4 separate regions of the Mus musculus genome follow, and regions 1, 2 and 4 are each linked to region 3. The links are chromatin loops, found by intact Hi-C in ENCODE. Cell type or tissue: left cerebral cortex. All regions are shown on one strand. Links, peaks and the distances in the headings refer to the core of each region. The heading gives the core; the rest is flanking DNA.

What was found. Hi-C counts contacts between places; a loop is a spot of excess contacts. Peaks named below come from ENCODE experiments on the same cell type or tissue, not always from the same donor. Only the 100,000 strongest peaks of a DNase experiment are listed, where the experiment ranks them.
Region 1: a loop joins it to region 3, with 2.9 times the contacts of the local background. A loop is called at or near these places in 3 of 42 quality-filtered maps.
Region 2: a loop joins it to region 3, with 10 times the contacts of the local background. A loop is called at or near these places in 35 of 42 quality-filtered maps.
Region 4: it touches region 3 in a loop (4-fold over the local background); 2 of 42 quality-filtered maps call a loop at or near these places.

Annotation. Positions count from the first base shown.
Region 1 is chr19:47,041,030-47,046,029 of GRCm38, forward strand. Pcgf6 (polycomb group ring finger 6) reads right to left here. Exons shown (of 10, transcript NM_027654.3): 6 at 4,781-4,889; 7 at 1,737-1,764. Among named protein-coding and RNA genes, the nearest start is that of Pcgf6, 7.4 kb to the right of the region's middle. In left cerebral cortex, for the core only: a CTCF peak has its summit at 2,783 (motif pointing left); DNase peaks (open chromatin) are centred at 236 and 2,733.
Region 2 is chr19:46,987,672-46,995,321 of GRCm38, forward strand. It overlaps a transcript of Nt5c2 not described here. Among named protein-coding and RNA genes, the nearest start is that of Ina, 23 kb to the right of the region's middle. In left cerebral cortex, for the core only: CTCF peaks have their summits at 3,694 (motif pointing left) and 4,863 (motif pointing left); a DNase peak (open chromatin) is centred at 3,675.
Region 3 is chr19:46,757,283-46,764,932 of GRCm38, forward strand. Cnnm2 (cyclin M2) reads left to right here and starts at 4,327. Exons shown (of 8, transcript NM_033569.3): 1 at 4,327-6,111. The coding sequence starts at 4,491. In left cerebral cortex, for the core only: a CTCF peak has its summit at 3,621 (motif pointing right); DNase peaks (open chromatin) are centred at 2,049, 3,661, 4,173, 5,152 and 2 more places; H3K4me3 peaks cover 3,027 bases; H3K27ac peaks cover 2,180 bases.
Region 4 is chr19:46,958,574-46,966,223 of GRCm38, forward strand. Nt5c2 (5'-nucleotidase, cytosolic II) reads right to left here and starts at 3,735. Exons shown (of 18, transcript NM_029810.5): 1 at 3,699-3,735. In left cerebral cortex, for the core only: no CTCF peak of the experiment used is centred there; DNase peaks (open chromatin) are centred at 1,678, 3,297 and 3,863; H3K4me3 peaks cover 2,494 bases; H3K27ac peaks cover 3,002 bases.

The DNA of each region.
Region 1 (5,000 bases), core at 1-5,000, 280 kb after region 3:
ACCCCACTGTGAGGACATCTCCAGCCAGAGAGTATCAATCATCTCAGGAACTGAACTGTCTGTCTCCGCAGACATTAAAACTGCTCTGAACCACCTTCAAGAGCCAGAACTAAGATAATGACCCATCAGGTCACAGTTTGGTCAAAATTTGATCATTGTACATTCCTGCTGCCTCCTGCCCCAGCAGCTCTTCTATTTAAATCTAAAGTTGCCAGGCACGGTGACTCACACATAGAACATTGGCACTCAGAGACAGAGACTGAGGCAGGCAGACTGCCATGGATCCAAGGCCAGATGAGGATACATGAATTCCAGGTTAGCCTAGGTTACAGAATCAGAACCTGTTTGAAAAACACAATTAACCTTCACCACTACAAAAAACTATGCCAGTGACCTAAAGACAAACTTGAGTCATGGAACCTCTTTATCTGCTCCTCTTCCTGCTGTGGCAATACTGATTAAACCTCTTTCTAATGTTTTCCATCAATATATCTTTTTCAGAGTCTCCTGTAATCCACGATGACTTTGAACTTGACGTGTATCTCACAAGTGCTGGACTCATAGAATATGCAACACACTCCATTTATGAACCTAGGGCTTCACGCACGCTAGGCAAGTTAAGTATTGCATCAACCATTCATCTCTCTAAATGTCACACTAGGGTGGGCAGCTGAGCCTTGTGTGTTGGGACTTCTACAGCCATGGGTTTTCCCTTAAAACTCTCGAAAAAGCCAGTGGTGGTGGCCAACACCTTTAATCCCAGCACTTGGGAGGCAGAAAGAGGCAGATTTCTGAGTTCAAGGCCAGCCTGGTCTACAGAGTGAGTTCCAGGACAGCCAGGGCTACACAGAGAAACCCCATCTCAAAACAAAACAAAACAAAAAACAAAAAAAACCCAACAACAACAACAAAAAAAAAACACCAAAAAACAAACAAAAAACTCTTCAAATAGATGCCACAAACGAAACAACCCTGACCTTTCCTTAATAAAAGTAATCAGAGTCTGTATCACAGAGATTTTACTTTCGTAGGTGTCTCTAGCTTGCTATTTATCTCAACAACTGACAAAGTATAATACAAAGTAGTTCTTACCTCAAATCTCAGTGAATGCTTGAAGTGACAAGTTAAGGCAGGTTAACTTCAGCCAAAAATGTTAAATATACAAGTTTAAATTCATGTTAAACTCTAAGCACCAACTACACAAAAGCACTTTGAATTTTTTTTTTTTTTTTTGAGACTGGTCTCACTACAATAGCCCAGGCTGGCCTTGAATTTTTGATCCTCTTTTTCAGCCTCTAGAGTAGTTATACCACATCTGACTCTTAGAATTTTTTTAAATTACCACATTAAAATCAGGCCTAGTGGGACATGCTTGTAGCTATAGCACTTAGAAGGTAGAGGCAGGAGGATGAAGAATTCCAAGTAATCCATGGCTAATAAGTTCAAGGCCAGAAGGAACCTGTCTCCAAAAACTAAAATATAAAAAAAAAATTACCAATCAATGGGGCATGTGGCTTTGTAAATTACTTATTTTCCTTACTTCACTTCTTTGAATCAGTAACAAGTCCCTAGTCAATGTTTCTTACTCTGAGAAACTACTATAGTATTACTGTTGAATTTCAGTAACTTGTCAAACATTTATATTTTAATTGAAGATAATTTCTACTTGGTTGCTAATCTGATTCAGAATTTATACCTACAGAATCCTCTTATAAAGTAAACAAAAAATGAAATACCTTAAAATGTCCGGTGTCTTCATTAGCACTAAAAAGAAAGGAAAAGTTAATCAAAACAATATTTTAAATTACATGCTTAATCATAAAACAAAAGAAAAATAACATGAACATTTCATATGCAGCAATTCATTTTACTCAGAAAAAAAATTGTTTGGTTGGTTAGTTGGTTGGTTGGTTTGTGTGTGTATGTGTGTTTTGGAGACAAGTTTTCTCTACATCCTGGAATCCACTCTGTAGACCAGGCTGGCCTCGAAGTCAGATTTGAACTCAGCTTTGCATCCCAAGCTCTGTGATTAGAGCCGTGTGCCTCCTTGGAGGGCTATAAACTTTACATCTATTTATTTACAATGGCGGTCACGCTGCTGCTTGCGTGCGTGGTCAGGAGACAACGTGCAGGAGTCACTTCTCTCCTTCCATCCTAAGTTCCTGGGACCCAACTCAGGCAGGCAAGCTGGGCAGCACGTACACAGATTTGAAATGAAGTTTAAGATAGCAAAGAAAAAAAAAAGACGGGCGGTGGTGGCGCATGCCTTTCATCTCAGCACTTGGGAGGAAGAGGCAGGCGGATTTCTGAGTCGGGGCCATCCTAGTCTACAAAGTGAGTTCCAGGACAGCCAGGGCTACACAGAGAAACCCTGTCTTGAGAAAAAAAAAAAAAAATATATATATATATAGGCGCTCATGTTTCTCAGGCTTGTTTGGAACTCATTAAATAGTCGAGGCTAATTTTGAATCCTGATTCTCCTGCTTCCACCTCTTGAATGCTGGGTTTTTACAGCTGTGCTACCACACCAGCATGCTATTCTTTTCTTTTCTTGTGTTTTGAAGGTGTGGATTGAGACAGTCTCTGGAGTAGTCTGGCTGTTCTGGAACTTCACAGTGGTTGTGAAACCTGGTGGCCTCAAACTCAGAGATCTGCCTGCCTCCGCCTCCGCCTCCCAAAAGCTAGGCACACACTATTATACCTGGCCATGTTTTACTTTAAAACATGGTTACCCAAGTCTTTGGGAAGAAATATAATTGTCACTTCTGCCACCTAGTGGTAAAACAAAACCAGTTTAATCCAGTATTTTAACCTCTCCATACTTCATTTCCTGGGGGGTGAGGGAGTGTATTTGTTTATGAGACTGGGTCTCACTATGTAGCCCTAGCTGGCTTGGAACTAAAAAAAAGCGCCACCATGCCCAGTCTAATTTTAAAACTACAAAAGGGAAGAGAAAAAAGGCCTGCCTTGCAACTAATCACGAACTTCTGACCCTTCAGTAACCAAATGAAAAACTGCAAAGGAATCTTTGGGGAGTGACTACTAAAGCTGAGGGAGAGGAAGCCATCATAGATATACTCAAGGCTTCTGCTGCATTAATAGTGGTTTTGTTTCTCGGTTAGTTTTGTTCTATTAGGAATGGCTTTGGTCAGATTTTCCTTTTGGGCAATGGGAGAGCAAAAGCAGGCAGGGCCTTGATATTCAGCTGAGGCTAGCTGTCTTAGTCAGGGTTTCTATTCCTGTACAAACATCATGACCAAGGAGCAGTTGGGGAGGAAAGGGTTTATTCAGCTTACACTTCCACACTGCTGTTCATCACTGAAAGAAATCAGGACTGGAACTCAAGCAGGTCAGGGAGCAGGAGCTGATGCGGAGGCCATGGAGGGATGTTCTTTACTGGCTTGCTTCCCCTGGCTTGCTCAGCCTGCTTTCAGATGGTCCCACCCACAAGGGGCCTTTCCCCCTTGATCACTAATTGAGAAAATGCCTTACAGCTGGATCTCATGGAGGCACTTCCCCAACTGAAGCTCCTTTCTCTGTGATAACTCCAGCTGTGTCAAGTTGACACACAAAACTAGCCAGTACACTAGCCTTGAACACAGTGATGCTCCTCCATGCTGGGACTGTGTGTGCTACTGTAGGATACGGATCCCAGCGGTTACTATGTTAATCTAACATTTTTCTCAATCTTAAGTATTCTATAATTTATTTATTTCAGAACTGTTGGACTTACTTTGTTTATGGAGGCCTGGTAGCACAAGCTGCATTCTGGGACACTCTTGGGCATGAGGATCTAGAATTAAGATGAGCTAGCCACAAAGAAATTGAAAGCCTGGCTGTGGTGGCACATAACTTTAATCTTAGGTAGGCTAGCCTGGTCTACAGAGTAAGTTTCAGGACAGCCAGGGCTACACATGCACAAAAATATCCTGTCTTGAAAAAAACCAATCAGGGCATGGTGGCACATGCCTTTAATCCCAGCACTAAGGAGGCAGAGGCAGGCAGATTTCTGAGTTCGAGGCCAGCCTGATCTACAAAGTGAGTTTCAGGACAGCCAGGACTATACAGAGAACCCTGTCTCGGAAAAAAAGAAAAAAAAAAAAAAAAAAAAAAGACAAAACCAAAAATTCCAGGCAACTATGGACTAAAGAACTGCCTTGAGAAGAAAAGTCACGACTTTAAAGCTAAAAAACAATTTTCTTTCTTTAAAGAAAAACAAATAATTCAGCAGTTAAAAGTACTTGTTGCTCTTACAGAGGACCTGGGTTCCCAGCACCCACCAAGCAGCTAACAGCTGTCTGTAAGGACAGTTACAAGGCATCCAACACCCTTCTCCCAACTCCTTCAACATCAGGCATTTACATCGTACACGCTTATAACATACATGCAAACAAAACATTCATAACACAAAAAAATAAACCTAAAAATAAAATGTATTTACTTAATGTGTGTGTCCTGAGTGTATGCATCCTGTACAAGATGTTGCCAGACCCTCTGACACTGGACTTACAGACAGTTGTGAGTCGTGAGCTGTATGACATGACTGGGAACTAAACCACCATGTCCTGTGCAAGAACAGCAAATGTTTCTAACCACTGGGCCATCTCGATAGCCCCAAAAGGTAGTAAGAGGCCAGCCCAGCATAGCATGGTGGTTTACCAAGTGCATATCAAACACAAGAGAACGAATGTGTCGAGTTCAAGGCTAGCCTAGGCTAAATGTAAAATCTTACTTTGAAATTCCAAAAATAAGCAAATGGTAAATTTTTCAGGTCACTCACCCAATGAACTCAAGTAATAAAGACATATCAAGTTCAGGTGGAATACGAAACACTGACTCTAGGACCTTCTTGGTTTTTCCTTTGCTTGAAGGGACTGGCTGTGGAGCAGCTATTTGAGATGAAAACAAAGAACCTGATGTAGGATTAAAATTTTCACAAACTTGAGATCTTTAAGGAATGAATCACACAAGTATTACAACTGTTGACCAAAATATCAAGT
Region 2 (7,650 bases), core at 1,616-6,615, 230 kb after region 3:
GCATTTTACCAACCGAGCCATCTCCGAAGCCCAAGGCCATTTATTTTCAAAGAGAGATGCAGGCAGGCAGGCAGGCAGGCAGGCAGGCAGTTGGGAGCAGGCTTGGGTATTGGGGAAGTAAGCAGGCTAAAGACAGGACGTTCTGGCCAGAAACCAGAAGGCTGGCATTGCTGAGCCCCAGTGTCATGACAAGATCCGGGGTGTGCCTGACTGAAGTGGCAGTCATGTCGTCACAGGTCGGGAATGGTGAAGTGATTCAAGTCTGGTAGTTCAACATAGTCTCTACATGCAAGGAGCTGAAGCAGGGGGATTGGTGTGAGTTTGAGGTCATGGGTGGGATATGCAGGCAATTACAGATCAGGACAGATTGTAAAATGACATCCTGCTTTTAAAAATATATAATAACCAAGAATCTGAAATAAATGATCCTCAGGAATCAGAAAATAAGTGTCTGGTAAGTTCTGTCTTCGGAGGGTTGAAGAAAAGGCCCAAGTAGGGAAAGTGGCTACAACTCAACCGCTCAGGTCAGGAAATGCTGTGGTCTTGCTTGAACAAACGGTCCTTACGCTACAGCCTCCACGAGAGTCAGTACAACTATCCAAACACAGATTCGCGGGGCCAACAGTGGCTGTGCTCTGGGGCTAAGGAGCTACATTCTAAATTCAGCTGCTCTGGGGTCCAGAAATCATGTCGTTAATGACTCTGAAGATGGTGGTTCACGGCGCTGAGAAGCCGTGCTCACAGAGAGGAAGAACAATGAGTTGGCAGAAATTCTGGTCAGCTCTATATCGCGCTGAGGAATAAGGAGCTCAATTTACAAGTCCCCTCTGGGAAAGAAAACACTAACAAAATGCGTTTTAGAAAGACAAGGCAGTTTTAATGAAAAGGGGTGCCACGCCCTGAAGAGACCCAGGGGTCTCCCCCTCCCCCCCAGGGAAAGTCATTGTGCAGAAAGATAAAACTGTTCTGTACCCATTACCCAGCCGCACCCTCCTGCACTCCTAGGAGACTGCTCTGCTGAGCAGATAAGTAGTGTGGTCTCTAACAACCACACAAAAGACCTGCACAGAGCCAGGTGGGGGCACTGCCTGCTGTAAAGGTCTGCCTGAGTCACCCCTGACAGGAACCAGCTTCTCCTAGCCCTGGAGTTTTCTTCACTATCTGTGATTGGGCTCCCCTAGTCTCTGGGCAAAAGAAAGAAAGAATAAATATTAACTAAAGGTGCAGCTGTGGCAGGGTGCCCAGGCACTCCCCTCCCTTCAGCCTCCTTGCCCCCTGACCCAGAGGCTGGAACCAACCGCTGGGCTCTCAGGTTCATGATCTGCTTGGCTGCTCCTGCAGAAAGAGGGGAGAGGCGAGCATTTCTCTGCATAGCCCTGGATGGCAACCAGCCATTCATTGGCGGGAGGGGCCTTTACAGGTGGCTAAAGTGATGTATAGTCACTGCTGGGGCCTCCTGGACTCAAGTAGCTGACCCATATGATCTCCAAGTCAGCCAAAGCCAAGGCCCACATTCCTTCCATGTGTTACACTTCACCAGTTGTTACATTGTGTTATATTGTGTTACATTATGTTACATTAACCAGTAGCCAGCTAAGCAGATTGTATTCGTCACTGGGTGGTAGGGTGGGATAATTAGAGACCCAGTGATAAATTATTTGTTCAATGAGAATAATAATGCCTGCCTCACTCCTTGGCTATTGAATTAAAGAGATGTTAAAGAAATGAAAACTAAAGAAATAAATTCGTAAGTATTTTTTTTTTAAAAACATCTTTCAGGATGGGGAGATGGCCTTGTGGGTAGATACCCAGAAGCCATTGCAGTAGTGTGCATTGCTGAACTGCGTCCTGCCTTGCCGCTGGGATGCCTGGGCACAGCTGGCATGCAGCTCGGGGGAGGCAGAACGAAGTCCCCAGAATGGTGGTCTGCTGCGGGGTCTGGGACCTATGCCGTGGTTCCCAGTCTCCTATGTACCTGGGCGCCACTGGCATACAGCTGGGAGTCGGGGCACAGGGTCCATGGTCCATGCTTCCCCTTGGGGCATCCATGCACTGGACAGGAAGGGGAAGACAGAGTCCAGGAAGGGCGGGACCAGTCTGATTACAAGTGAGCTCTGGAAGAAGAGAGAGAAGGACTTCTTCGGGAGTTTAGGCGAGGCTCTTTAAGATGAAGGCCTTCCCCGCAGCTTGCTTGGTCATATTGGTTTATTTGATGGTGGATATTAATTGCATACACTTCACTCAGGGTGAACCGGGGATCAAATACCTTTTGCGGGAAGGAGTGCACAGGAAGGGAAGCTAATTGGCTGAACCCTCAGGGGCTTATCTAGGTACCTCATTAGTGTGGAGTACTTGAGGTTTTTTATGCCACATGACTGATCACCACGGTCCTCAGTGGGGTGTTGTGGTTTCTGTTCCAGGGCAGGTAGAGGCGGCAGGGAACGGCTCCGCTCCTGCCGGTCTCAATCCCGAGATCCCTGGGACTTGCGCTCACTCAGCCTGACCACTTCTCATGCCTGCCTGGTAACAAGCTCCCATATGCCCTACAGTGCATCATCCTAGCATTTCTACAGCAACACAGACAGAAGAATTCCCAGACGCTTGTGGGCCACTTACCCTAGGGTTGCACCAGAGAACAAGAGACCCTATTTCAAACAAGATGGGATGCAAAGACCAACATCCAAAGTTGTTTCTGATCTCTACATGTGAGCCAGGGCAGGTGTGGTGCCCACACTCACAGACATGAAAACACACGTGCATGCACACACAAACACACAGACACACCAGACAGATACATGCAAACATATCAATAGTTTTAAAAGAAAGTGGGGGGTGGCAGGGAATGGCTCAGTGGGTAAGAGCACCTGACTGCTCTTCCGAAGGTCCGAAGTTCAAATCCCAGCAACCACATGGTGGCTTACAACCATCCATAAAGAGATCTGACTCCTTCTTCTGGAGTGTCTGAAGACAGCTACAGTGTACTTACATATAATAAAAATAAATAAATCTTTAAAAGAAAGAAAGAGAGAGAGAGAGAGAGAAAGGAAGGAAGGAAGGAAGGAAGGAAGGAAGGAAGGAGGAAGGAAGGAAGGAAGGAGGAAGGAAGGAAGGAAGGAAGGGGAGTGTGGTGTCTCGTGCCTTTAATCCCAGCACTCAAGACACAGAAGCAGACAGATCTCTCTGTGAGCTCAGTGCCATCTGGTCACCGTGGCAAGTTGTAGGTCAATCAAGTGCTACATAGTGAGATCGCAAAAATTAAAAAACAAATAACTAGCCGGGCGTGGTGGCACACGCCTTTAATCCCAGCACTTGGGAGGCAGAGGCAGGCGGATTTCTGAGTTCGAGACCAGCCTGGTCTACAAAGTGAGTTCCAGGACAGCCAGGGCTATACAGAGAAACCCTGTCTCGAAAAACCAAAAAAAAAAAAAAAAAAAAAACCCAAACAAAACCAAACCAAACCAAACCAAAACCAAAACAAAAAAAAACCAAAAACAAATAAATAGATTTCTTAAAACCTTGAGTAATACATTTCAACTCCTGACCTTTAGGTCCTGACACTCACCACGCAGGCTCTGCTTGCAATGATCAGCACTGCGACCTCTATTCAAAGTGTTCCACTAACCAAGACCTTGGCTCAAATCCTAAGTTGGGCAAGGGACAAGCTGTTGGTCAACACTGCCCCCTAGTGGTAAATTTACCAACTGCACAGAGACCGGCCACCAGTCTTTCTCTGGGCTCACTGGGTAACTCCTGGAAAAACCTTAAACTCCTTGCCCCCGAAACAGCCTTAGGCTCAATCCCAGCCAAGAGCCAGTCTGCTCTCTGTGTGGCTTATGTCTTTGTACTTCATAAGTGGTACTCATCCGTACTTTAAATCTTTAGCAAAATCCTGTTCAGATCCTGACTCGTCCAAAAGAACCCTGACCCTAATCAGCCCAAATCTCCCCAAACTTTCTTCAATGTCTCCTTTATTGGGTTAGTTGCCTGTATGAGTTATTTCTAAACTATAGAGGTGTATATATATATATATATATACATATATATATACACATATATATATACACATACACATATATATGTGTATATATATATATATGTATATATAATTCCCGTTTTACAAAACTGTTCGAACAGTTTTCAGAGCCTGAGCTAACTACATATATTCTTTTTTTTTTAAGATTTTTTTTTAATATGATGTGCACACTTCAGACACACCAGAAGAGGGCATTGATACCCATTACAGATGAGCCACTGTGTGGTTGCTGGGAATTGAACTCAGGACCTCTGGAAGAGCAGTCAGTGCTCTTAACTACTGAGCCATCTCTCCAGTCCGACTATGTATATTTTTAAAGAATCATACTTTTGAGTGCTTAATGAGGGCCAGAACCAGAGCTGGGTACTTGCCCATACACGCTCTCAATTATGTTTTGTTGTGATAATTATTATTCTGGGGTTGCTACACCCCCTTGTTGTCTTTGAATATTAAGGGGTTTCTACTCCACTTCAGACCATATTGTTCCCAGATAAAAGACACAGAAATCTTCAGATTTACAATGAGCTTAAGGGCACTAGAGCTGGCTGGGCGTGGTGGCGCACGCCTTTAATCCCAGCACTCAGGAGGCAGAGGCAGGCGGATTTCTGAGTTCAAGGCAAGCCTGGTCTACGAAGTGAGTTTCAGGACAGCCAGGGCTATACAGAGAAACCCTGTCTCAGAAAGAAAAAACAAAAAAAAAACAAAAAAACACTAGAGCTGGGCTGGTGAGATGGCTCAGTGGGTAAGAGCACTGACTGCTCTTCCAAAGGTCCCAGCAACCACATGGTGGCTCATAACCACCCATAATGAGATCTGACGCCCTCTTCTGGTGCATCTGAAGACAGCCACAGTGTACTTGTTTATAATAATAAATAAATCTTTGAGGGGAAAAAAAAAAGAGCACTAGAGCTGGGCAGACACCAATCCTCTGTGCTGTTTTGTCTGCTTCCCTGGTGCTGTTCCCGGGGATATCACTGGCCGTGCTCCACCTGGGCCATGCCTACTCCATCAGGCCAGCCCTCATGGCCACCTACACAGTGGTGTCTTCTTTCCTTCTCCTCCTCCTCATGGTCCTACCTCAGACCCCAAGTCCGGGGATCTTTGCTGTGTCCCCTACCCTCTGCCCAGCCCAGGCTATAGGTATCCTTATTATAATCAGTGATAACTTGGGGGGGGAGGGCACAAGGTTTGCACAACAAAAGCTGGTGTATGTGAGATTCACTCATCTTGGAGTAACCAGGTCTTGGGATACAGTATTTAGCCTTTGAATACATAGTAGCACCAGACCAACCCCCTATAACTTTCCATGGCCACTTTAATGCAATTCTACTGCAAATTTGCTACTGTCTCAATTTATAGCTGGAAAAAGGAAACCTCAGTGACTTAATGTAGACCACACAGCCAGGGAGAAGTGTAGGTCTAAAACCATACGCTAACAACGGCGGGTACAGAGAACAAGTCAAATCTCCTGAGTCAACTCTCGCGCCTGCAACTGAGAAAGAATTCAAAACCCCCTGAGTTTGGAGAGTGATGTACTAGGCCGTTCTTAATGAAGACACTGAAAGGTGAGCCTTTGAATCCGGTCCAGATTTCCAGGAAATCCGGCCCACATTTCCAGGAGATGCTTTAAAAGCTCCAAGCCATTAACCACCACCTCCTAGAGAAGGAATAAGCATTCTAATTAATTTCTTTAAAATAAATTTAAGTGGGACAGAGAGATGGCTTGGAGGTTACAAGGACTTGTTGCTTTTACAGAGGACCACACATGGCTCACAACCATCCTTAACTCAGATTTCAGGGGATCCGAACCCCTCTTCTAGCCTTCTCCAGCATCAGGCGCTCACATGCTGGCGCATACACATATACCGAGACAAAAACTGCTCATACATATAAAATAAGTATGTAAGTATTTTAAAAATCAAATAAACGTCTGTGTTCTTTAGACAGGTGGTACACGCCTGTAACCTCTGCAATCAGAAGGTGGGGACAGGGAGATCAAGAGTTCAATACCAGCTCAGGCTCTACAAAACCCTGTCTCCAAAGTGAAAAAAGAGAAAGCATGCATGTGTGAGCAACACTATAAAACACTGAGCATTTTGTAGCCACCAATAATTTGTGAGAAGCAGCAACAAGGAATGGAGTGGGGGGGTCTCAAGTTGGAACAAACCCCCACCATGGTGTTTAGGGAGGGATACAGTTCTGTTTGAAAGAAAACTCAGGGAACAGCGTGGTGAAGGATGAGCCCGGCTGTTCGATTCTGGGTCCTTGTTTCCTCTATCCTAGGCCTGGGCTCCAAAAACCTGGAGAAGGAATCCTGAGGGAAAAGATGGGGCAGAGTTTGGTTCTCAGGAGCAGTTTCAATTTATTCAACCAGCATGACCCTAACTGACCTGCAAGCAGCCTGGGACCCAGGCAAGGTCACTCACAATACAACCAACTTTACCACACGTTGTGGAAGCCTCGCAGACTGTGGTACCGCTTTCTCTTCGCCTCGAGTTGTCCAGCATGCCTGGTTCCTCACACCAAAGGGGCAAGTTTGCCTTCCAAGTGCTTCAAGGACAGAGAGTAAACACATTTCTGTTCACATGTTTGTGGGTCTATGTGCCTGGTGAGAGGCACATGGAACTGACCATGTCTCCCAAGCCGCGTGTGCAGCTGCTGAAGACCCCCCTGAATGGGATGTGGTGGAGACTGGAAGCCCAACGCTGGAGGAGGAGGCTACAGCTCAAGGCCAGACTCTACTCTGTTATGAGTTTGAGACCAGCCCGCCTAAGACCCTGTGTGTGTGTGTTGGGGGGCGGGGGTGGGGGAGTTGGGTTGACGGAGAGAAGGAGGAAGAATAATAAACAAATTAAGGAAGGAAAGAAGGAGATAAAGATAGAGAAAGACCCCCTCACAATATAACCCTGTCCCTGCCCAGGGGCCTTCCTGCCCTGGCTTCCTGCAATGCTCTGTGCTGGAGCCCACAGACACCCTCACAGGCTCAGCCGCTGCTCTTGGGTTGGACGGCTGACTGAGAGGTTTTTCAGCTACAACTCTACCTGACACTCCATCCCTTCACCTCACCACTCACCGGGCGGGCATTAATGCCTCCTCCCAGCCAAGGGCTTTCTTTGCCCATCTCCTGCCAGTTATATTATTCAGGAAACAAAGGCTCTCGAATGAGAGGCGAGGAATGGCTGTCACGTCTCTACGGAGATTCCATGACATTTATTTGTCCTGCATTTCCCCACCCTTTACCCTACTGCACCACCCCAGGTTGCAGAGGGATCCCACCTCACAACCCCGGCCTGAAGCAATGCGCTCTTCCTCGACTCATACTCCAGTATGAGGCAGTCAGGGGTAAACACTATACTCGGAAAATCTCTTCCACTTGGACTTGCCTTGCCTCCAGTTACAGAAGTGACAGAAAAGCAACCTTTCTTTTATTGATAGGGTCTTATATAGCCCAGGCTGGCCTCAAGCTATGTAGCTGAGGCTGGACTTGAACTCCTGATCAACCTTGCCTTTACCTTCCAAGTGGCTCCATGAAGGTGTGAACTCGGATTTTTTCTGGCTTATACCAGACTATACACCTCCCCCCTTATTGGAAATGGGTGCTCTTCTTATCCACTGTA
Region 3 (7,650 bases), core at 1,556-6,555:
GTTCCTACCTGTGACCCCCAGCCCGGTAACTGAAACCCAGCCTACCTCTATTCTCCCCAGTAATTGGCTATGTGTATTAGTCAGGGTTCTCTAGAGTCACAGAACTTATGGATAGTCTCTAGATAGTAAAGAAATTTATTGATGACTTACAGTCGGCAGCCCAATTCCCAACAATGGTTCAGTCGCAGCTGTGAATGGAAGTCCAAGGATCTAGCAGTTACTCAGTCTCACACGGCAAGCAGGCGAAGGAGCAAGAGCAAGAGCTAGACTCCCTTCTTCCAATGTCCTTATATTGTCTCCAGCAGAAGGTGTCACCCAGATTAAAGGTGTGTTCCACCACACCCTTAATCCCAGATAAAAAGGTGTAGCCCAGATTAAAGGTGTGTTCCTTAAACTCGGAGATTCAATCTTCTGGAATCCATATCCACGATGGCTCAAGATCTCCAAACCAAGATCCAGATAAGGATCTCCAAGCCTCCAGATAAGAGTCACTGGTGAGCCTTCCAATTCCGGATTGTAGTTCATTCCAAATATTGTCAAGTTGACAACCAGGAATAGCCACTACACTATGGCTCTTTTTATTTAACCAATAGCTTTAAACTGTGGGGTAAGGTTTACATAGCATCATTGGCATACGTGAGGATCTGCTCATTGGGGGTTTATCAGGTCTTGGGGGGTCAGTATTTAGCACTGAATACACAGCAGCACCAGACCAACCTCCAACAAGAAACCTTTTCTCCCAGCTGTGAAAAAGCCACATTTCCCCTTTTCTTCTCAGTAGCCATGTCCAGAGAATATCTAGAAAAAGGAGGGGAGTGGGGAAAGACCCAACAAAAGCTCACAAGGCCTCCTGAGAAAACAAGCAAGCCTCAGGCTTTCCTCTAACTGAGTATTTTTATGAACTGCGGTGAAAAAAAATTCTCATTTTGCCTAAAAGGGTTCTAGCACTTAAACACGTGCTTCTGAAAAAATCCCTCCGGGCCATCAGAGTGGATTCAAGGGCAAGTCTGTGTAATTCCAGCGTGTCCCTAGTTTCTGGTTTTCCTCAGAAGACTGTGTGCTCTAGTGGCATTCAGATGTCACTCTTGGTGGGAGTGGACCCCAGCAGCAGAGCATATGTCCAAGGCCTTGGGGTTCCATCCCCTAACCCCAAATCCCATTTAGAGCATTAACTTCGAATGCTTTCCTACAACCCAGCAAATTTCAGAACAAAAACCTTCTCTATTAACCAGACCTTAGGTTAACAAAATGTATAGAGAAACACTTGTAATTTTTTTGCCATCTTTTAGAAAATCCAGTGCATGCCCCTTGGAGAGACATTTGGGTCTGGCTGCAGAGCTCATTCCTGAACCCGCAGACTGGGAGGTTTCCCTTCTGGACGGAAGAGAATTGAGCTGTCATTCTTCTCTCTTGTTTTCTAGTGAGGGATTCTGGGAGGGGAAGTTTAGTTAAGGAGGGTATTTGCAGGAGGTTTAGCTTAGCTTGAGTGACTCATTCAAGGTCGGGCAAGGAGAAAACGAAGCGAGGGTGAGACACCGCTGGCTACCTCTTAAAAATCTCAGACCCTCTGTGGCCTTTCATGGATTAAAATATGGTCGAAGTTGAGGTTTTGTGGTGTTAGCCCCCTCCCCTCCCCAGCATTTCAGGAGAGGCTTCCTACAAGCCCCATCGCCTTCTATCCCCAGAAGGATAGGTTGCGGAGCCCCAGAAACCACTCACTGCAAACCGCACCAGCAGCTTCTCTCTAACCTTAGAGAGCCTCTGAGACTGAGGGGATAACTCTAATGGAAGGAAAAATGGATTGGCTCAGGTGTCTAGACAGCTTTGTGTGTGTTGAGTATTCACGCAGAGTAGCAGCTCATATCCACCACCGAGGAGAAAGATGGCTCAGCAATGCCCCGTGTGAATCTAAGCCCGGCTCAGTTTGTGGTGTCGCCTGGGAGGTACTCTTCTGTTTTGCTTAAGTCTTGAACCTCTAGCCCGCTTCAGGATTGCTCAGACTGCACTTTCCTGACCGCTGCTTTCTCTGCACAGGAAATGTCTGTAGGGCTGGCAAGTACTTCTTCCTGTCTCTGCACTCCCACTCCAAATGGTGCATTCAATATTCGAGAACCACTAACTGTCTTCCCTCTTAGCCTGGAACACACTTTGTCCTCACATTTTCAGTTAGCTGGCTTAGAAGCCCTGTGTCTGTCCTGAACCTTTGTCAGACATCTAAAGACCTCAACTTATAAACTGTAAATACTACTCTTGTAAGCTCATAAGAGACCTAAGAATCCCATTTTCTTCATCTAAAGTGATTTTTCCAATATAGCAGTATGAGAATAGGAAGTAGGGGAAAAATCCCCCAGACACCAGAGGGCTAGGACTAGAGTTGACCATTTACTTAAAATAATCAAAGTAAAAGCTTCTTTATTTCTTTAACACTTTTTATATCATGTTTTGAATATCTATAGGTGTGTTCTAGGGTGAACTGATATAACAGTGTACAAAAATTCTAGAGAGGACAGATTATCAACCAAATGAGTAATTTACACATGGTATTAGTAAATGATCTTTGCTTTGAAGAAAAATAAGGGAGAGATGGAGTCTGGTGGCTTTGAGCAAAGCCTTTAAACAGGGCTATGTTGGCATCTGAAAGAAGTTGAGTCCCATCCACAGGACATGGCACATGCGAAGACGCCAGGAAGATCCCCTGGCAGTGACTGAGAAAATGACAGAGCCTGGTTGGGGCAGAGCTTGCAGAACCTTGTAGGCGATGAGAGCACTCTGGCTTTTGTCAGGAGATGAGGAGTTAGGGGAGGGCTCAAATATGGGAGCAATGGGCCCTGGGTTGACAAGTCATTAGTTGGAAGGTCAGGGGAATGGTTGAGGACAAGCATAAAAGAAGACAGAATTGCGGCCGGGCGTGGTGGCGCACGCCTTTAATCCCAGCACTCGGGAGGCAGAGGCAGGCGGATTTCTGAGTTCAAGGTCAGCCTGGTCTACAAAGTGAGCTCCAGGACAGCCAGGGCTATACAGAGAAACCCTGTAAACAACAACAAAACAAAACAAAACAACAAAAAAAAAAAAAAAAAAAAAAGAGAGAATTGCGAGGATACCGCTGAAATGAGCCCAGAAATCACTCGTCCTGGAAATTATAAAAAACACTGTGGGTGTTCACAAAAAAGGAAGAGTATTGTGTTTATGGAATACAAAGTAAGATCAGGAAAAACATTTTAAAACGCGCTTCAGTTGGGAGGCAGAAAGTTCAGTTTGGGAGCTACTGTGCTACCGCATCTAGTCTGATGCAATGGACTTGAGAGTCCTGGTGAGCTGTGCTCCACAATGAATCTTCTCCGGAGCTAACAGCGTTTGACCTGTGCATTTCATAATAAGCTTTCATGGGCCTTCTCAGGTTGCTCTCCCCTTCCTATTTCCCCAAATTGCCTGGGTGCACGTTAAAAAACAAAACAAAACAAAACAAAACAAAACCAAAAATAGGGTCCATCTCATTCTGTGATTATAGCAGGACTACAGGAGAATCCCTGTGATGACAAAGTTTGGGAAGCTGACCACACTTTGAGAGGTTTGTTGAGAGCTAGAAAACAGCAAAGGTCGTCCGTGAGGGCCGGCAGGTGGCGCCACATGATCGTGAGCAGCTGAGGGCTCACAGAGTCACGGAGACCGCAGGTCCTCGGCGTTGCTAGGGCCACCCTGTCACCGCGAATCTCCAGAGGAACCGCATGCAGGGGTAGTGGGCTGGGGGGCTTGACTAGTATCCCGATTTGGTTTTAGGCTATGTGCATCGTAAGCTGTCTCCAGTCCGGCTCTGGTGCTCCCAGGGAAGGAGGGCTCAGCCCATTCTGCGGCGACACGGAGCCCCGTGGAGCCCGCAAGTCCCTGCAGCAAGGACCCGAGGCCTCGCGCCTCAGGGCAGTATTGCAGGGCTGCCAAGCCGCGCGCGAGGATCTACTACAGAGACCCCACAGGGAGCGCCGCACCCGCGGACCGCTCCCTTTCATTGGCCGCCTGGAGGAAGACCACGCCCCCATCCCTACAGCGCTCATCTTTGACTGGCTCTTGCATCCGGGATGGCCACGCCTCCTCCCCGCGCATACACAAGAGTCACGCGCCTTTCAGTTGGAAACTTGGCATGCAGAGGAGGACAGTGGCCCTCATCTCCCCGCCCACCTCCCGTGCCATTGGTGCGGCACGCCGACTGCGACCACGCCCCCATTCCAGCCCCCTGGCTGGGAAGGCGGGCACCCGCTCTTGATTGGCTGGCAGACCTGCCTCTCGCGGGAGAGGCTAGCACGCCCCTCCCTCCGCTCCCTCCTCCCTCGAGCCCGGGGGTTCCTCAGCTGGCTCAGTCCGAATCAGTGTCATTCAGAGAGAAGGACAGCTAAGGGCTGGGCGCGAACGCGCGGTTGCAGTCCTGCTCGGGCGCCGGTGCCTGCGCTCGCGCCGCCGGGTGGGAAGGATGAAGCCTCAGCTGGAGCAGCCACCCTATGATTGGCTGTGGCGCTTGTGAACCCGAAGTAAAGATGGCGGGCGGGCAGGCAGCCGCCGCACTGCCCACTTGGAAGATGGCGGCGCGCCGCAGCCTCAGTGCCCGCGGCCGGGGGGTCCTGCAAGCAGCTGCGGGCCGGCTGCTGCCGCTGCTACTGCTGAGCTGCTGCTGGGGAGCGGGCGGCTGCACAGCGGCCGGCGAGAACGAGGAGACCGTGATCATCGGGCTGCGGCTGGAGGATACGAACGACGTGTCGTTCATGGAAGGGGGTGCTCTGCGGGTGAGCGAGCGGACCCGGGTCAAGCTGCGGGTGTACGGGCAGAACATCAACAACGAGACGTGGTCCCGCATCGCCTTCACTGAGCACGAGCGGCGCCGGCACACACCCAGCGAGCGTGGGCTGGGGGGCCCCGCGCCTCCGGAGCCGGACAGCGGCCCCCAGCGCTGCGGCATCCGCACCTCAGACATCATCATCTTGCCCCACATCATTCTCAATCGCCGCACATCGGGCATCATCGAGATCGAGATTAAACCGCTGCGCAAGATGGAGAAGAGCAAGTCTTATTACCTGTGCACGTCTCTCTCCACGCCCGCACTAGGCGCCGGCGGCTCCGGGTCTGCGAGTGGCACCGTCGGGGGCAAGGGTGGCGCGGGGGTGGCCGGACTCCCGCCTCCTCCGTGGGCCGAGACCACCTGGATTTACCACGACGGTGAGGACACCAAGATGATAGTGGGCGAGGAGAAGAAGTTCTTGCTGCCCTTCTGGCTGCAAGTGATCTTCATCTCGCTGCTGCTGTGCCTGTCGGGCATGTTCAGCGGCCTCAACCTGGGGCTCATGGCTCTGGACCCGATGGAGCTGCGCATCGTGCAAAACTGCGGCACGGAGAAAGAGAAGAATTATGCCAAGCGCATCGAGCCGGTGCGCAGGCAGGGCAACTACCTGCTGTGCTCGCTGCTGCTGGGCAACGTACTGGTCAACACCACGCTCACCATCCTGCTGGACGACATTGCGGGCTCAGGCCTTGTGGCGGTGGTGGTCTCCACCATTGGCATCGTCATCTTCGGAGAAATCGTGCCCCAAGCCATCTGCTCCCGACACGGCCTGGCGGTAGGGGCCAACACCATCTTCCTCACCAAGTTTTTCATGATGATGACATTCCCCGCTTCTTATCCGGTTAGCAAACTGCTGGACTGCGTCCTGGGCCAGGAGATAGGCACGGTCTATAACCGGGAAAAACTGCTGGAGATGCTCCGGGTTACTGACCCCTATAACGACCTCGTTAAGGAAGAGCTGAACATCATCCAAGGGGCGCTGGAGCTCCGCACCAAGACGGTGGAGGACGTGATGACTCCCCTCAGGGACTGCTTCATGATAACCGGCGAGGCTATCCTGGACTTCAACACCATGTCGGAGATCATGGAGAGTGGCTACACTCGAATCCCGGTGTTCGAGGGAGAACGTTCCAACATCGTGGACCTGCTCTTTGTCAAAGACTTGGCCTTCGTGGATCCGGATGACTGTACTCCCTTGAAAACCATCACCAAGTTTTACAATCACCCTTTGCACTTCGTTTTCAACGACACCAAGTTGGACGCTATGCTGGAAGAATTTAAGAAAGGTGGGCAATTTTGCTTTTTTTTTTTTTTTTTTTTTAAATTGGCTTGCTCTTTCTGTCTCCGTCCTCCTCCCTCCTTGAACCCTCTACCCCTGAGACCAACCCCCCAAGGAGAGTTGACCGGATTTTCTCCCTTTCTTAATTGCAAATTTGAAAGGATGGCATGGACTTGGGGACGGATTGAACTCGTGAGCACTTCTAGGTTTAAAAGCCCAAAACTGCCATTACTTTTTCACACCATCAAAAAACAGGCTTTGTAATTCCAGTGTTTGAAATTTGACCCTCTAGGGGCCATCTACTTCATTCATTCATTGTAGGTGAAAGAAAGTACAGACCGGCTCGCTTACATCTGATCACAGACATTTGGAAAATATTTAAGTAGCCTTAAAAAAACTCAGTGCAGTCCTCCTCTTTTTTTTTTTTTGTTTGTTTGTTTTCTTCTTCTTTTTCCTTAAACATCCATGCTGACATCTCAAAGACTGGAAGTACATTTTTGACAGTTTTGATAGATTTTATTCTTGGCTATCGGGCATCCCGCAGGGTAGATTAAGGTCTTTGAGGGTGTTACATCCACATTATTTGGATGTAACTTCTCAGGCTGGAAAAGAGGGGGTTTGTTTTCTTTAAAGCAAACTTAGTTATTAATATATAACTTGGAAAGATTAGCGGTTAAGTTAACTTTTTATGAGGCTATAACCCCCTTTCTTCACTGTTTCTGTTTATCTGACAGCAAGTACAGTTCCCTAAAGCCAAGTGTGGTTTTGGCAGAAAGCTTGAACCTGTGACAGTGGGATGGATACCATTCTTAATTATGATTTATTTCTTTATATTTTTTCCAGTTTAAAAGTGTTCTTTTAACCTTGTTTGGTCTCTTGATACATTAACATGAAGTATGTCTCCGGAGCTCCAGGCTCTAGGGCAGTCGGGGAGAGGCAAAGGCCGGGTGTCCACCATGTGGGCACTCACAGCACATGAGATTTTTGCATTGTGGTGTTGGCTGTCATATTTTGTCAGAAATAGGTGAATAGCAACTTGTACTATTCTAGTGAGACTTAGAAAGTTTCCAGTCAATAGTTAGTGTTGTTTGAAAGGCAAGGGGTGCTGAGTCTTCTCGCTGGTGCTTGGCCTGCACCACCAGCATCGCAATGTGTGTGTAACCTCGCATGACCTGAAAACCAAATTCTCATTCTTCACGTGGAATTTCGATCACTAATGGGGTCGCTAGCCCAACAAGGGCCGGGAGTACCTGGCGACAGCTCACTGGATGGGGTGCCTGCTTGTCCTCACTCCCTTTTCTTGGATGAATGGTTTCCTCTCTGGAACAGGACCACAATGCAGTAATTTTCATATAAAAAAAAATAGAGCAGAATGTGCTTCGGGGCTTAGTGATTTGCATTTAAAAGCAGGAGAGAGAAAAAACCGTCCAGTATCTCTAGCTCCAGAGCTTTGCGGGATGAGTTCAGTGCCAAGCTGCTTGTTAAGAGTGTTGAGTCTTCCCTCATCTGCGACACAGGGCGATGGCTTGAGGATGCCTCTGAGTTC
Region 4 (7,650 bases), core at 1,398-6,397, 200 kb after region 3:
TTCCACTAGTCATATGAATGAAAGCACGCTAACATTTAAAATGTCTGTGTGTTTGAGACAGGGTGTCATGACTCTGAGGCTGGCCTAGAATTCCATTTGTAACCAGCAACCTTAAGCCCCTGATTGTCCTGCTTTCACCACAGCTGGTATCGCTTTTTTTAAGAAAAGCTATTAAGTTTCAGGTGCCAGGTTTTCCAAGTTGATCCTGTCACACAGGGCTCTTTCATTTGGCATTTCTCATAATGGCTCCCAGCCAACAGAGACACGCAAATGGTAGAATAAACAGTTCAACAGTCTCCACATCAACTTCATCTTTTTGATTCTGTAGTCAGCATTAAAAGGGGGAGGATTTTTGCTTTCCTGATACTAGGGGGGTTTCTGTTACTGCTATTGGATTTTTGTTGTTTTATTGCTAGTTATTTTCCACAAACTTTTGCAACCAATCTCTAGAGAATGCAATCAAATTTCAATCAATAAAGTTATATAAAACAAGACGTGTTGGCCCTCACCTATAATCCCAGCCCTAAGAGGCTGAAGCAAGAGAACTGCAAGCTGGAGGCCAGCCTGAACTACTGAGTTCCAAGCCAGTTTAAGATTTAGTGAGACTCCCCATCCTTAGCCCCTTACGACTTGGTATGGCTGAAGAGATAGCTCAGAGATTAAGCACATTGGTTGCTCTTCAGGAGACCGGAGTTCAAGTCCCAGCTCTCACATGGTGGCTCACAACCATCTGTAGCTCCAGTTCCAGGAAATACAATGCCCTCTTTGGATCCTGATAGACACCAGGCACACAAATGGTGTACATACATGCAGGCAAAACACTCAACACATAAAATATGAATGAATATAACATAAAAAATATGTAATGGTCCAATGACAAAATTTTAGTACTCCATGATAATTTGTTATCAACTTCATGTAAGGAAATTAACATCCTCAGGTTTGAACCTAAAAAAAAAAAAACACCTCCCCTCCCACATATTATTTTTAAAGGGGTGGTAGGGGTTCCTTTTATTCATTTTGCTCTAGCTCCAAAGAATCCAAGTCACATTATGTTGTAAAGAGCTTACCAGAACATCTGTTACTAGCTTCGTCTGGTACTACTGCCCTTAAACTGTCCGTAAGCTGTCTCCTGGCTGGAAGTACAGCTTTCACTACTCACTTGTCACTTAGCATATGCCTTGTGATAGTCAGCATCTCATGTTAGTAGATGCTGTCACAAAAGCTAAAAACATCACATCAACAAACACTTCCTGAAAGCATGTGTGCCCGCACTGCCTGCTATCCTGCATAAAGGCCTGGTATAAAGCATCCAAAAATGAAAATAAGATCAAGTCCAGTAGCAGTGTGTACTCAGCAATCATCACTAAGTAAAAACCTACATTTGAGGTCACCCGTAGTGGCTCACTTTGCAATCCAAGCTATGCAGGTCTCTGGGACCAGCCCAGAGCACAAAATGTCTGAGACCTTATCGCAAAAAAGCTAGAAAACAAAAAAGTAAAACATAAGTAAATCTCTTGGTAAGATGTCAGCAGGTTGGTTTTTGTTTTGCTTTTTGGAAAGAGTGAAGCAGTAAAGCACCCCCGCCCACCCCCTTTTTCTCAAGCCCAGGCAAGCATGGTGGCACATGCCTACAATCCCAGCGCTTTGGAGAGCTGAGGTAGGACGATCCCAAATTAGAGCCCCGCCTAAGCTACACGGCCAATTCAAGGTGCGCGGGTGGGTGCTAGGCCCTTGGAAGAGGAACCCAAAATGAGCAGCTTAAAAAGGCTCTTCCTCAAAATAAAAAAGGCCTGAACGTAGTTCAATAGTAGACTGCTTTGCCTAGCCTAAGCTTAGTCCCTAGTTCAGTCCCCAGTAGAGAGATCCTGTACACTTTTTAAAAACTATTTTTTGTTTTTGTTTTGTTTGTTGTTTTGTTTTGAGACAGAGTCTCTAGTAGTTCTGGCTGTCCTGAACTTGCTACCTAGACCAGGCTTGTCACCTGACCCTGCGTCTCCAGTGAACCACCACACCAAACTGAGAACCTACAGTTTATAGACACAGGCCAAGAAATGTGTGCACAGTACTCAGAAAACTGAAGAATTTTTAGGATAACCTGGGATGCATAGTGAAACGCAGTAACATAAACATCAACTTTTTCTAAATACCATGTTTGAGACACCAATTTCCTCATACAGCTGAGTCCCCCATAACCTGGCTCTCTTCAGGAAGACGTATGTCATCTAGTAAGGCCAGCAGGCACTCTGAGTACTCATATTTACCAAACGCTTCTGATGACTGTACTGTTTCATACGACAGAACCTTGAAGGGCATCTTATTTTACAGATTAATGCTGGCTGAGAATAATGCAACAACCAATAGTACTGAATTTGGCTTTTTGTTCATTTTTTTGGTAAGAGTGAAGCTTAAACCAGTTTTTCAAGCTCAGGCATGGTGGAACAAGCCTATTAATATCTGTTAGGGACCTGGAAGAGAAAGATCCCAAGTTCGAGGCCACTAGGGTACAGAGCCTGTTCGAGGCCTACAAACAGGTTCATATTGTAATGGAAATGCTCTTCGGAAGCAAGCCGGGAAGCATCAATCCTTGTATCAACAGCCCAGCATAACCACCTTGCCACTACGAGCACCCGCAACGATTTTATTGCAATTTTTAACCAGCTGGTTTGTTAAACTGAACCTCTAAGCCCTGATGTCTTCTCTTACATTCTTAGCCATTGATGGAAAATGCTAAGGTGACTATGTGAAAGACCTGAAGTCTTTCTGTACTCACTACGTCTACGATAAATGGCACCGTTTTAACATCCTCCCCCTACACATGACGGCCAAAGGAATTTGCATCCCTTAAGAAAAATTATAGGTCTACGGTCATTATGAAACAATGTGCGGGGGGGGGGGGGGCGCAGAGAAGTGGTGGGGAACACGCAACCGTGTTGAGTGACTAGTCATTTCAGAGTGCTCTATTAGAGCACAGCCCTCGACTACCGAGGCTGTGAAACAAATCCGACACAAACCTTCATCTAATGCTTTTAAAGGCTGCGGCCAGGCAAAGCCAACCGCTCAAAACGCTGTTCTTGTAACAGGCCCCACTTCTGCATCTCGCCCTGCAGGGCTTCGGGGGCCCCAGAAAAAAAAAGGCGAGGGACAAACCGCCTCCAAACGTCTTTAGGCGAGACTTGCAATTGATGTGAGCTTTCCAGGAAGTACTGCGCACCACAAAACTGGCTCGTGGGCCATTCCGCGGGCAGATCCAAACCCTGCCAGGCTCGCAGCCCATGAGGGGAGCCCCGCACCCGCCTCACGAGAACTGAGGCCAGGCTGCCAGCCCAGAGAGACCAGGGGAACCGAGAGCGGCGCCTGCCCGCCCACTCCGCGAGAAAGGCGGGGTCCCAGCTAGCGGACGCTGGGAAACAATGGCGCGAGCATGACGTGGGCCGGGGGCGTCGCCGCCGCGCGGGGAAGGGGCTGCGGCGGGCCGGGGGCGCCCGGGCCGGGGGCGTGCGCCACGCCGGGGCGCTGAGGCCGCGGGCGCGCGGGCAGATCTGGGCCGGGGTAGGGAGCCCTGAGGAAAGGGACGCCGGGCGGACGGCGGGGGCCGCTGGGTCGCGCGCTGGGCCGCGCATCCTCCCCAGCCTGCTCGCTCGCCGCCCGCCCGCTCCAAGCCCCCTCCCGCCCGCCGCGGGTGCCGCCGCACTCACCGGCCGCACCGCACGGCAGCAATCCTAGCGCGCAACTGCCGCAGCCGCCTCGGCGCGCGCCCTCCCCGCCCCCGCCGCCCCGGCACCGCCCCCAGCTCGCGCCCGGCCAGGGACCGGCGCTCTGTTCCTTACCCGGGCTCCGCCGCAGAAGCCGGCCGCGGCGATGCTCCCTGGCGGGCGGTCCTGTCTCAGGGCCCCTCACAGGGCTCGGGGAACTTCCCACCACAGAACTCCCAGAGCTGCTAAACTCCGAGGGTGATGCACGTTAACAACCTATCCATTTCCTAGGAATAACCACCTCTTGGCTTTTTGCCTGCTCCCCTCAGCACACTCCTGGCTGCCCCGCCCCTACCTTAGGTGACCACGCCTACTCTGCGAGAGGCTTTCCCTAAGGTGGGAAGAGTGTGTCCCTTACTCCTAGCAGCTTACTCCTAGACAAACGAACCAGAGGGTCTCCCTGGAAGACCTTGAACTCAACTCCATGATAATCATAGGGACCAGCTTTGGGGTTTATCAGAATGAGTTCAAATCCTAGTTTCACTACTTACCCAGGGAACCAACCAAGGAACCTGACTACACACAGTTGATTTATCCGAGATATTATTGATAGAATGAAACAATACAGACTCCAGGCTTAGTTCTGGATCCTAGCAAACAATAAATAGTAGTTGAATACACTGACACCCGTTACCGTACTTCACTACAAGACAGCCCACCCACTATGTCCAGAACACTGCATTCCTTAGTCTGGGCAGCTCTGGAATTCATCGCAAAGACCAAATTCTAGTCCTGGGAGCCTCGGAAAAGCAACTGATCTACTGGTTCTTCGACCTTGGACTTTGCCCAAGATCTTCCCGAGTTGGGGATATTTGATCCCTCCCATTGTTTTTCCTCTGTCCTAATTCTGAGGATCTTTGTCTTTCTCTCAGGCATTTGGCTGATTTGATTTTGATTTCCTTTAGATGGTATCATCCAAGACTAAGCCAAGTTTTGTAGTACCATCATAATCAAGGAGGACTATGGCTTCCACTTTGTAACAGCGCCTTGCATTTGTGCAGTAAAGTTCTCAGTGAACACTAAGTATGGTAGCTTGCCGGGAGTCCTAGCTTCTGGAGATGCTAGGACTAAGGCAAGAGGATTACGTGAGCCCAGAATTTGAAGTTAACCTGAGCAACATAATGAAAGAAAGAAAAAAGGGAGAGGAAGCAATGGTGAGGGGGGGGGGGGGAACAAGGAAGAAAGAGGAGGAAGGAGAAGAAAATGAAAAAGAGAAGAAAGTTCTTGGCAGACATACTACTGACTCATTACACTTGCAGTCAACCTGAACCACAGGGTGTTTTTGAAAACAGGAGGGCTCTGCTAACAGCTTCTACTTACCCTCCTGTGCCTTTCACCCTGCCTAGGTCAGCTGAGGATAAGCCCCTATTAGGCTTTTCACCTATTAGGCTTTTCAACATGGGAAAAATGGCATGTAAGCCAGTTTGCAGTTAGCTTAATACCACCTTTAAGCCAAGTATGTTTCTAGAAAGCCTGGTTTTGTAGGTAGGCCTGGAGTGGTTAAAGCTTACCTTGAATTCCTCTCAGGAGGCAGAGGCAGGTGGATCTCTGAATTCAGGGCCAGCCTGATCTACAGAGCAAGTTCTGGGCCAGCCAGGGCTACCAAATAAGACCCTGTCTCAAAATAAGTAAATAAATGCCCAGTTCTGTGACTAAAGACTGGTACGGGGCCGGGCGTGGTGGCGCACGCCTTTAATCCCAGCACTTGGGAAGCAGAGGCAGGCGGATTTCTGAGTTCCAGGCCAGCCTGGTCTACAGAGTGAATGCCAGAACAGCCAGGGCTACACAGAGAAACCCTGTCTGGGGGGGGGGGGCGGGGGACTGGTAGGGGGCTGTGTACATTTGACAGGAAAAAAGGAGAGTGCACACAGAGACTACAGAGAAGTAACAACAGGGTATGTTAATAATGGGTTTGCTTTCAGTGACAAGAGTTAGGTATCTTTTTATTCTTATTTTTCCTTTTCCTGTTTGAGTCTCTGTAGAACAGGTTAGCTTCAAACTCATGAGAATCCTCCTGTCTCAACTACAATTATAAGCATGAGCCACCACGTCTGGCTTTTCTTTATACTTCTTCACAAATTTTCCTACATTGTGTTACTTTTATAATTGAGAAATCTGAGAGGCCGAGGCACCGGGTCTGAGTTCCACTCTCTGGCATCCACACGAAGCCAGCATGGCTCTATGCAGCCTATCATCCCAAGACCAAGAGGTGAGAACAGGACCCCTGGGCTCCTGCCAGCCAGGCTAGCCAATCAGTTAGCCCCGTTCAGCGAGAGACCCCTATCTCAAAACGTTTGCTACGAGGGGCTACACAGATGGCTCAGCAGTTAAGAGCACTGACTGATCTCCCAGCTGACTGACTTTACCTTCAGTTTCAGGGGATGTGACCCTCCCTCTCATGCATGTAGGCAAAACACGAATACACACTTAAGAAAAAACTTTATTTTAGTTGATAGAAGGTGGAGGGATGGCTCAGCAGTTAGGAGCACTTGCTGCTCTTCTAGTGGACTGAGATCTGGTTCTCAGCATCTACACGGGAGCTCACAGCTGTCTGCAACTCCAGTTCCAGGGAATCTGGCATTCTTCTGGCCTCCCTGGGCACCCAACATTCATAAACACACACACACACAGATTTTCAACACCCACACACTTACATAAGCACACACGTGTACAGACAGGTGTGCACACTCACACAGGTCTGCACACCTACACATTTATATGCACACAGAGGGTTACAAACCCATACACTTAAATACACATATGAAGTTGGATGTATAACCATTTAAATACAGTACTATATAATTTTTTGAGACAGGGTTTCTCTGTGTAACCCTGACTATCCTAGAACACGCTCTGTAGACCAGGCTGGCCTCGAATTCATAGATTCACCTGCCTCTGCCTCCCAAGTACTTAAAAGCATTTGCCACCACCATCCAACTGAAGTATATTTTATATTAAAAAGTATATAAAATATAGTGCCTGGAAAGATGGCTCAGTGGTCAAGAGCACTGGATGCTCTTCCAGAGGACCCAGGTTTGAATCCCAGCACCAACATGGCTAGTCACAACCATCTTTAGTTCCAGAAGATCCAGTGTCCTCTTTTCTTACAACAACAAGCACATATGCAATGCACAGACATAAATGCAGGCAAGATATCCACACACAAAATGATCTTGATCTATATGTACTAACATAAATCACATATATGTACAGTATATACACACACACATATGTCAGTCCATATATATATGCACATACACATATACACATAGAGACACACATACATGTCTTTTGAGAGAAAATATCACATAACTCAGACTGGCCTTAAATTCCTATGTGGTCAACCTTGAACTCCTGCCAAGCTAAGCTGATTCTATCAGAGGACTAATGAAGCTAAGGAATCATGAGGGGCTTATTCAGTATCTCTACTCTGATATTACTTGAAGAATTTAGGCACTGTTTGGTCTAAAAAGCCACTCCACTGTGGCCTTAGATGGTCTAGCACCAAACTTCTTGCTGAAATACTCACATGGCTGTCCTATCTCTCCCTCTCTCTTAGTTGGGGTTTCTATTACTGTGAAGAGACACCATGATCATGGCAACTCTTATAAAGGACAACATTTCATTGGAACTGGCTTACAGGTCAGAGGTTTGGTCCATGATCACCGTGGCAGGAAGCATGGTGACAAACATGGCAGGCAAACATGGTTGCTGGAGAAAGAGCCGAGAATTCTACATCTAGACCACAGGCAGCAGACAGGAAGAAAAAGTGACACTGGGCCTGGTTTGAGCATTTGAAAACACCAAAGCCCACTCCCTGTGACACACTTCCTCCAACAAGGCCGCACAAACTCTGACAAGGCCACACCTCCCAATCCTTCCCAAGTAATGTCAC